2 separate regions of the Homo sapiens genome follow, and region 2 is linked to region 1. A link is an interaction called in ENCODE POLR2A ChIA-PET data of the cell type or tissue named here. Cell type or tissue: MCF 10A. All regions are shown on one strand. Each heading gives the region's core, and the rest is flanking DNA. Links, peaks and the distances in the headings are about the cores only. Region 1 overlaps LOC105370777 (a long non-coding RNA gene). Region 2 has its middle 24 kb from the start of THBS1.

Region 1 (5,382 bases), core at 136-5,135:
TTGGGTATGTTGGCCCAAGCACATACTTTGTAAATTCTAACAAAATCTTTGTATCAGATCACAACTTAAAAATATCTCCCAAAGTAAAACACCAAGTACAAACCCCAGGTAAATGACGGTCCTGAGGAACAGATGTCAGGACATCAGATGTGAAGTTAAAGGATCCATCTAAAGACTATCTGTGGCGACCAAAGGGAGCCACAGTGAGGCAGCCAAACGTGAGCACTGAGATGAAGGAAATAGGCCCGAAGCAGCCTGCTCATGCTCTGAGACTGGAGGAAGAGGGTGAACGCAATCTCTGGAGGGAAGCCCTGACTTCAGGCAGCTCAGGTAAGATGTGGAGTACAAGGAAGATGCACATGGGCTGTGGGTGGTAGAAGGACACACTAGAGGAGAAAGTATACTGTCCTGAAAATATCTGAAGATTAAGTATGTGTTTAAGTATACTAGAAAAGATCGTTTTAAAAATTACAAGTGCTAAATTACAAGCACTTGCTTAAATTTTGCATGGGATACATAAGACTGCCTGCATATTTATTTATTAGCACAACTACACGACAGTGCCCAGTGTATAATAGGTGCTCAATTAGTATTTTTATTTTTTATTTATGTTTTTGAGACGGAGTCTTGCTATGTCACCTGGGCTGGAGTGGTGGCCCGATCTCGGCTCACTGCAACCTCTACCTCCCAGGTTCAAGCAATTCTCCTGCCTCAGCCTCCAAGTAGCTGGGATTACAGGCGAGCACCACCCACCCAGCTAATTTTCGTATTTTTAGTAGAGATGGGGTTTCACCATGTTGGCCAAGCTGGTCTCCAACTCCTGTCCTCAAGTGATCCACCTACCTCGGCCTCCCAAAGTGCTGGGATTACAGGCGTGAGCCACCGTGCCGGGCTTCAATTAGTATTTTTAGAAGGATGTATAGTATAAAGAGCACTGGCTTGAGAGTCAGGAGACCTGGATTCTAATACTGACTCTACCGTTAACTGAGTAACCTCAGGAAAATCACTGACATTCTTTGGGTCTCAAGGTTTCCCTCTATAAAGCAGAAGATAAATTGAATGGTCGTAAGATCACTTCCTATGTGCCTATGTCTATGTCTCTATCAGTGCTATAAGAAGGCCAGGTCCCTGCACTACAGTAAGAATATTCTCCCGAGAAATTACTCAGCAGAATCACAAAGGCAGGGAAGTGAATGGGACTTTCGGTGAATGGCAACTACAGGTAGTCTGATGTGGCTGGAGAACCAGGTTGTGGAAAGATAATACAGGCGAGGACAATGGCAGGCCTGAAAGTAATCACTGAAGGGGTAACGAGTGAACAGCCAGATTCAGGAGTGAACACCAGATTCATCAAATCACCAAAATGATTTGAGTCCATCTAAGACAAATAATGTCTGTAATTTGTCAATGGGGATGTCATCCTGTATTTTTATAGGGCAGTGGATTTTAAACTTTATTCCACATAAGAATCACTTTGTTAAATTTTTTTTTAGTAATGGTGTCTGGGTCCCATCACCAGAGACTCTAATTCAGTAGAACTGGAGGAGAACCTTTGTATGGTGCTTTACAGGTTATGAAAGTTTCAATGATACCCTTTGATCCTCACAGCTAACAGAAAGGGGTCAGAGTGGAATTATCACCATTTCACATATGAGAAAACCGAGGCTCAAAGAAATGGCATCTATCCAAAAAGCAGGAGGCAGAAATGAGACTCTGCACCAATGTTCTGAACCCAGGTCCAGTGCTTTTTCACTATGGCTCAGCTGCCTAAACTGAAAACAAGGGTTTAAGGTGAAAACAATTTATTGCTCAACTCAAAAAAACAATAGAACAGAGAAGCACCATTTAAGGTTAGCAAAAGGATAAGTTGAAACACAATGGAAAAGCACTTCTTTGAATGTAGTTAAGACATTCATGGACCTATTAACCCAAAGATGTAGTAGGTGATCATCAATGGTTCAAATGAGGTTTCAGTAAATTCATAGATGAAGGATCCATTCTCTTAACTATTTGAGAACAACACCATATCATCTCATGCATTTGTCCGAGACCAAATACCAGACTGCATATATTATGTTGCTAATTGTCTACAAGTTATAGTCAGGTATACTCAGAGCTTATAGTCTTACCTGCCTCATCCTTCTACTGAAAATTTAGTTATCTGTGCCCTCAGAAAAGAGAAACAGCATAGACAAGTGAAACAACCAAATCAGCTACAAAATATGGAGATGTGGTGATTATCCCAATACTGCAGAAAGACTCTGGACCCCTTGTGTGACATCAGACAAGCTAGTTATTACATGGTTAATATAGGGAAGGAAACTTATAGTTATCAGATGCCTACAGTGTGGTAGCCACATTGTGTGCAGGGCACTTTATATACACCATCACATTTAGTTCCCTTGGGAATCTCAAAAGGCCAGTGTTATAATTATCTCCTTTTCACAGGTGAGGAAAATCAGGTTCACAGAGGTTAAATAATATGCCCAAGGCTACAGAGCTCCACATAGTACAATCAAGATATGTCTGTCTCCAAAGTTTCCACTATTTAACATTTCTTATAGACTACCAAAAGGTGCGAAAACCTGGTGCAATGTAATAAATGACCAAGTGAAAAGACTTTCCCATTATGAGATGGCCTCCGTATCTAGAGAGCCGCAAGTCAGACGCTTCAGCAGCAGCTTCTGGGAGCAGAACTGTGAAGCTCATATCATTAGCAGCAGCATCTGGCACACAATCAGGAAGACAGGGCACCTGACCTACAGGATTGGGATGCATTTGATCCTTACGCTGGCACGTTCCCCATGAGCTGAGAGTGTTTCCCCTAGTGTGGGAAACCCTGCCTCAATTAGTCACCCAGATATTGCACAACAGATATGGCATTTCCAAAGCATGGCACGCTAACTGTCAAAAATAAATAAATAAATAACAAGAGCAAGAATGGGTGCAGCCAGAAGGTTGTTAAATAATCAAATTTTCACTGCCTTTTACAAAAGCCAGAGCTCATAGAAGCTGCTGCCTTCAATTTTACAGGGTTCTAAGCCCTAAGGAAACAGATAGCATTACACATACCATCCTTAAATACAAACCCAGTTGAGACATACATAGTTGGTGTGGAGGACTGGGTGCCCTCACTTTAACACTGAGAAACTGCCAGGAAATGTACAGCTTAGCTAGTACTAATTAGTGCTGATCCAACACCCCAAATACAGTAGGCATTTAAAGCATTAAATCACAAAGAAACTACCACCTCATCTCTAGCTTAGACTGTTGAAGTAGCTTCATTCCTGCTATCCCTTCATTCTTTACCACCTTTCAACCCACTTTCCACCAGCAGCCAGCCCCTCTTCTTGAAACACAGATCTGATTGTGTTGTGCCACTGCTCAAAAACGTCTTTGGTTTCCTGATGTTCTAATAAAAAAGTTAAAACGCATGACTAGCTGCCCTCATCAGCCTCATCTCATTCCACTCTCCCTTGCACCCACTAAGCTCTACTTTATCCTTCTTTTAGGTCCTTAACCTAAAACCTGCATGCATCAGGACCTTATCACATGTCATGTCCTTGCCTGAATCACAATCTTCCTCCCCATCCCCACCCCACCATCTTAGCTCATTTCTTTTCATTCACCATTATTTCTGTCTAAATGTCACTTTTTCAGAATTGTGAAATTCTGTGAATACACTGTCTCCTATTATATTTTCTCATACGACTCAGTGTTTCACCTTCAAGACAATTGCAATTAGAATGCAATAATTAAGTATTCAGATCTCTGTGAATGTCTGTTTTTCCTACTAGAACGTAAACAATGAGAGCAGGAGAAAATGACCATCTTATTCATTGCTCTATTCCTGTTTTGTACATTAAATTGTTCAGTCAATACTTGTTGAGCAAATAAGAATGGATAAACATGGTTAACCTTTCTCTGAAAAACGTATTTTAAAATTCTAAAAATCTAGAGAGAATTCAAAACAGGTTTCCTGCTGGACTGACAGCTTATCCCTACATGTCAAATTTTCACTCCCAGGCACAGAATGACCCATTACACTGAGTAGATACTCCCGTCTGCTATCAGATGCCTGCCTAGTGTCACAGCATCTCATCTGCAAGATGACTCACATCTCGTCTGTGAGATAACCTACAATCTGGGTTACATGCATCTGCAGCACCTCATCTGCAAGATAACCCCCAATCTGGGTTATAAGCACAGAACTCATCTCCTCAGGAAATGATATCAAATAATAAGAAATAAATTGCTTGCCTTGCATAAAAAGAGCCATTCAATAAATGTTGTATTATAATCTGAGAATTGAACAAGGCCTATGAAAAAGTCCTGCATTTATGCCTAAAAGTTTAGTTCATGACTTCAAATATTGAAACCCACTTTTTACAAAGTAGTATGTGTCTTTGACTTTTAAAAAGTGCATTTTACCGTGTTGGTTGAGAAAATATAATAATCTTAGTTAGACTCTTCCTCTAACCTCCCAAATCAAAACCAAACCAAAATAAAACAGCACTCTGAGAGGTTTAAGCTGTATATAATGAAGCAAAAGTTGCTGTCTGTACTCCAGGAATCTGGAGTCCCAGAGAAGGTGTGGACATTGTTGGAAATTGGCTTCTAGCCCACAAATCTCTGCTCTGTCCATGTAACTAGTGATAACCATAGCCATAGTCTGCAGATACACCATTGTAGTGCAATGATGGAGGGATAGCACTTAAATATGAAAACAGCAATTAAGAGCATATTTACCATTTTCTTCTTAGTATATATCCTACAAGTGTGCAGGATAGTTTGCTAGATGCTAAAACAACGACATAAAAAATGACAGGAGGGAAATGCAAATAAATAAAGGACAAGCCCCGAAAAGCATTAAGGCAGTAACCAAGCTGAGTAAATAAACACCAGTGCCTGTATTTTTATTATTTTCTAATACCTAGTAATGTGAAGTACAGGTGAGATATGGAAAAATAAGCTTAGTGTTGTGGCAGTTTCAGGGACAGAATATACACAAGAAATCACTTAAAATATTAAGGGAAAGAAAGACAAAATGCACATGCCACAGAGAACAAACAGGCCAGCAAGTCAGTGATAGCTCACACCTGCATATAAACCCTTTCCTGCTCCAGCCACGTCAGACTCCCTTGTCCTCCCCACACAGCAACCAATCCTGAGTGTCCACGGCTCCAGAGGTATGGTTGGGAACCCCCTCTGTGAGTTTTCACAGATGCATCATCCTAGCATAGCACCAGCTGACTTGGTGTCTGACACAGCTGTCAGAGACCCACCAAAATGGCAATATAATACCTCAAAGGACCAGAGGAGTACTGATCAAAAATGACTTGACTTTTCTCTCTTGCTCTCTCTCTCTCAATCTAAGGATAC
Region 2 (5,382 bases), core at 214-5,213, 170 kb after region 1:
TGAACATTTACAAATCAAAGGGGCCAGGTGATAAGTAGTTTGGGGTGTTCAAAGATCTGAGTAAGAAACCAGTGAAAAGTTTCATTATTTCTCACAACTTACTGGGAAGCAGATGGGTGGAGGGGAGTGGAAACTGAAAATGTCTGGACATTTGTTCTGAAACTAACCAGCACCTGTAAATCTGTAATTAGCAAAGTAAGGATAGTTGTGGCTAAAAATATAGTTTGTAAATGTATCAAGGACAGTGGAATGTCTCAAGCAATAAGCAAAACGGCTTTCTTAAGGACAAAAAAATCCAAAACAACATGATATCTTGTTTTGGAAAGGGTAACCATATGAGAAGACAAAAGAAACACAGCAGCTGCTGTGTTTGGGGCTTGAGTTGCAGCATTTCATACAACAGCTCATGAAATTTTAATTGCTGACATTTAAAGGTTCAAATTGGCAGGGAGAGCAAGTCACATGGGTTGAACACTAACAAAAGATTACGAAGGAAAGGTGAGGCTCTGTGGCACATCTCCAGCAAGAAGAGGTGCTTAGCAGGGTGCCCTGGGGTCAGTGCTTGCTCACTCCAGATTGGATTCTGCATTCTAATTAACAATGTGGAAGAGAGAACAAAAGACCCCTGAAAGATACCAGAAGAAGACTTGCAAAGGGGGATGAGGGCAACCCCCAGAGAGAAGAGCAAAATGAGACAGGTGAGCCCACAAGGCTTAATCTATAGGAAAAAACAGCAGACAGCTGAGACTACTTACAAAAAGGCAAACTAGCTCATTGGAGGAAAATTCACTAGAACCCCTTATATTTTAGAAACAAAAGGACACAGACCACAAAAATGTCTCAACTATCAACATGGGTAAGAGTGTCCAGCACCCTGGAGAGGAGGTCAGGCTGTACAGGAGGCAGCCAACCCACCTTCAGATCAGGATCAGCAGAGGCATTGCCAAGACAAAGTACATTCAGAATACTAATTAATATCTATCAATGGTTTCTCTCTAGAAAAAAAAATGAAATGCCACAGGGAATGTCTATTAACCAAATAATCCACTTGAAGATCTTTTTGCCCAACTGCTGTCATAATTTGGTTTCTCTTTCTAATTTCAGGTTAAGTTCACACTACTGTCATAATTTGATCAGCATGTGCAAACAGCCAAAACCAGAAACACATCCATACCTCTACAGCAGCCTAATCTAAGAAGAAAAAGGAGAGGTTGGGTTGGTGGTCAAAGGGAGAAAGGAATTTTCATTCCCTGTATCTGCCCCTGGGCTAATAACAGCCACCATGAGCTGAGTGCCTGGTAAGAGTCAAGCCCTGTATGAGGCACATCATTCGTATTGCTCACTTTAACTGCAATGGCAGAGTTGTGAGGCAGTTATTAGACTTATGACTTGGAGAAACTGAGCAACTTCCATACACATCTAGCAAATGCAATTGTCTGGATTTGAACTTGTGTCCCTCGGACTTCTCAATCTATGCTCTTTCCCTGCATTGTTCAGTCAGCCCCTGTTCTCTTTAAGAGGGTTTTCTCCCCAGTTCCCCCAGCTCCCCACTGCCCTCTATTCTGCCTCTGTGCCTGAGAGGCCTTGAGAGCCTTGAGAGCATCACTGGACAGCCCTGGCATACAGACCCTTTCACTGGGGCCCGGCCAATAAGCAAGCTTTTCTTTTACACAGAAATGTTTGTGGCAGTCTCCACCAATCTCACTGTCCCACTAGCTCCCTGTGGAGTCAGGAAGGGCAAAGATCCCCTTCTTCTGGGTGTGATCCTACTCCTTGGAAATGCTTCACGTAGAATTCTATGGATTCCAACTGCTGGTGAGTCAATCTCTGCCCCCCCTGGATTAAGAATCAGGTAGAAGGAATTGAAAAGGAGCTCTGCAGCCAGCAAGCATTTAAAAGGCCATAGAGAAAAATGCAGGACCGCTTGAGAAGGGCAGATAGCAGAGCAGCTAGGAGTGCCCCTGCTGGAGCTAGAGTGTGAGGGTGTAAATCCTGGCCCCAGCATGTTCTATGTGCACTTGGGCAACCTGCCCAACCTCGCTCAGCCTTTCTTTTCATATCAGCAAAATAGGTTGTAGTGAGCAACAGGGTAAAGCACTTAGTAATGCTCAATGGATGCTAGAGAAACAAAAACGGAGCAGAGGCAAAGATTCCAGAAGCCTCAGGATGAACTTTCGGCATCCCTAGATGGAGAACTTTCATATACTTAGTCTCCCTTGTTCACTTCTCCAGGGACTAGTCCTTGCTTCTCTTGTCTTGTGTAGACTAATATACCTCTGAAGTTGTTCTTGCAACCATTTCCCCTAAGTAGATGAGGGATAACAAACAAGCAAAATATGTACTGAAGTTGGGTGGCTGCAAGCAATGGACTTCTTTGAGTGGAGAAAAAAAGGGAAGGAGATGTGGGGTGGGGAAGAAGGAGAAATTATCATAAAATTGGATTCCAAAGCATTCAGTATGAACATTCCCAGCAATAGCAGATGCTTTTTGCCTGCTTTAGATAAGACGTCTATGATTTAGACCTCTGCGCAAACTGAGAAGCTGTTGGATGTTGAAACATTAAATCTAAACACCGAATGCCTGAACCCAAGCAGAAGAACAAGCCCAAACAAGCCTGCAGGCCCCGCTACCCATCACATCTCACCATGAATCAAAAACGCACTACTTAGGCCAGCTGCCACTGCAGCTGCTGCCAAAGCACAAGGTGGGTGGGACCTGAGCAGTGTTCTACCATCAAGGAAAGAACTGGATGAGGGTCCTGCTTACTCGGTGGGTGGGTTCCACGTGGAAGGGTTTCCTGCCACACACAGGGTCCAGCATGAGAAATGGCAAAGGCGGGGAACAATTCAGGGGTGCCCAAGGGAGAGAATACAGTCACAGGTTCTTAGTTGCTGTTTCTGGTTAGGCCAGTAAAGCCCCTTCCTCATCCCTCTTTTCCATTTATCACTAGAGACAGAAACTAAAAGCCATGGCTTCAGGCTGCTAAAAGCCTAAAACAAAATAAAAAGAACAACAAAATAAGGCGGGTTGGACGTGCCAACTAAATGATTGTATATACTATTTTACTATAGCTACTGCCCCCAAAGGCACCTTTGGATGCCATCTTTGGATTTCTCACGATTTTTCAATATGTAGAACATAGTAGATTCTCACACAATATCTGCAGAATGAAAAAATAAAAGTGTGCATGCAAAGGGGTGGCTGGGTCACTGTAGTCCACCCCAGAGAAGACGGGAAAATGCATTTTGCTAAGGCACACAGTGATGAGAGGCATCCCACATGGTAGAAAGAGAACCAGACTCGGCATCCAGCCTCTAAATGAGTATGTACCAGAATTTCCCAAGGCTCTTGTTAAAAACGCAGATCCTGGTCAGGCGTGGTGGCTCATGCCTGTAATTCCAGCACTTCGGGAGGCCTAGGCGGGTGGATCACCTGAGGTCAAGAGTTTGAGACTAGCCTGGCCAACATGGTGAAACCCTGTCTCTACTAAAAATATAAAATCGGCCAGGCATGGTGACGTGTGCCTATAATCCCAGCCACTAGGGAGGCTGAGGCAGGGGAATCACTTGAACCCTGGAGGCGGAGCTTGCAGTGAGCCGAGATGGTACCACTGGACTCCAGCCTGGGTAACAAGAGTGAAATTCCATCTCAAAAAAAAAAAAAAAACACAAATCCTAAGTCTTCCCTCTCCAGGAACTGAAATTCTGGAGTGGGGCCCAGGAATTTGCTTTCCTAACAAGCTCCTGGGATGATTTTGATCCAGGTGGCCTGTGGTTCATATTTTAAGGAACAACCATTCCAAGTCTCACTTAATGGTAGCCTTACCTTGAGCTTCAAAGATGACCAGCATGCTGGCCACATTTTCCCCCAAGGGGGTCTCTTTAGCCTCTTAAATGCTAATGGATACCAGCAGCCTCTAAGACCTATGTGCCATGTTATGTTCTGGAGGAGATGACAGGCAAACCCACTCATCAACAAAGGGCTTATTTGTAAGAGAAGTTCCTGGTGGGGCCAGTGGTAAGAAAGCAGGGGTAGCATTATCTGAACCATAGTCCATGCCCCACTAAAATTTCTGTCACAGGAAGTAAGAGCCTTCTGCGTAAAAGCATGTGTCCCTTGGAGAGAACATTCCTGGAAAACATAGAGGTTTTTATTGCTTAGTTTTAGAAAGGGGACAGGGTCAATCCCCCCATTACTATGAAATATGGGTAAATTGAGAGCGTAGTATGCTGCAAAGCATCATAAAAATAATTTTACATTGTTACTGGCTTGACTTTAATGGTGGGTTTTTAGGAGGAAAAAAATAATAAGAGAAATTTTTCTGAGTGCTCCGACAGGAGAGAGAACTCTCTTCAGAGTTAAGAGACATCTGTCGCAAAGCTGACTGATCCCAAGAGGGGTGAATTCTTGGAAGCCCAAGTCCAAGACGCACAAAACTCTGAGTTCAGGAAACAGCCCCTCTCTGGAGAAGGAGCCTCACCAGGTGTGTGAGAGTGAAGAAACCAAACACAAGACTAAGGAGGAACTATTAATAGCAAGCTTAGCTCCCAACCTAAAGCCAATGAAGTGAAATGCAATCTGCACCCTGTATCTAGGCCAAGGAACCAGGAAGACAATGCTGTGCCCTCACCCGTGCTGGATGCAGTCTGTCAGCCTCAGGCTCAGCCCTCTGCAGCAACCTGATGCCCTGCCTTCTTCCAAACCAAGACTGTCTTCTATTTTGTTCTACTAGTGTTTATTGAGTGCCTACTGTATACTCTTGGAAGTGTGAAGAAATGATCCTACCTGCCTAGCAGTGTGTATACCTGTCATTCCAGACCAGTTTCCAGTCTCATCTGAGATCATAAGACACCCATAAAGTCCCCTGCAGAATGTTAAAGAACAATAAATGATGAGAAATTCACATTACAAGATCTAGAAGCACAAGATACGCATAAATGAGTTGTATCCCAAAACTTTCTTTTTAAATTCATAGTTTAAAGGTCAGAACCCATTTTCCAAAGGGACAGTGCTGTAAATAGTCAGGTGTGTAGTCTAAACCTAACAAATTCATAGTATAGCTAAAATTATACACATGTGCCATAAAAACAAGGAAAACATTTCTGCTACATTATTATAATTACATTTAAAATAACTCAAAAATATTTTTGAGCAGTTATCCTTAGTGATGACATCCTTGGGAAATAATGTTTAATTAGAATTTAATGAAAGAGAGATTTCTGTAGAAAGTATGAGGAAACTGGACTCATAAGGACTTTAGATTCTTATCTCACATTCTTTAAAAATTTTTTCTCTTTGTAAAAATACTACATGGTTTTGTGGAAATTTTGGCAAATACATTAAAATTTTAAATACAGATATAAAAAATAAAATTTAATATGA

Evidence for each region. ChIA-PET counts read pairs that join two places held together with the same protein. Peaks named below come from ENCODE experiments on the same cell type or tissue, not always from the same donor. Only the 100,000 strongest peaks of a DNase experiment are listed, where the experiment ranks them.
Region 2: POLR2A ChIA-PET joins it to region 1 with 14 read pairs; 2 of 35 experiments call an interaction of 5 or more read pairs at or near these places.

What each region holds. Positions count from the first base shown.
Region 1 is chr15:39,388,578-39,393,959 of GRCh38, forward strand. The region is part of intron 1 of LOC105370777 (a long non-coding RNA gene); the gene reads right to left. Among named protein-coding and RNA genes, the nearest start is that of LINC02915, 140 kb to the left of the region's middle. In MCF 10A, for the core only: no CTCF peak of the experiment used is centred there; a DNase peak (open chromatin) is centred at 2,804.
Region 2 is chr15:39,554,064-39,559,445 of GRCh38, forward strand. No RefSeq gene overlaps it. Among named protein-coding and RNA genes, the nearest start is that of THBS1, 24 kb to the right of the region's middle. In MCF 10A, for the core only: no CTCF peak of the experiment used is centred there; DNase peaks (open chromatin) are centred at 498 and 2,608.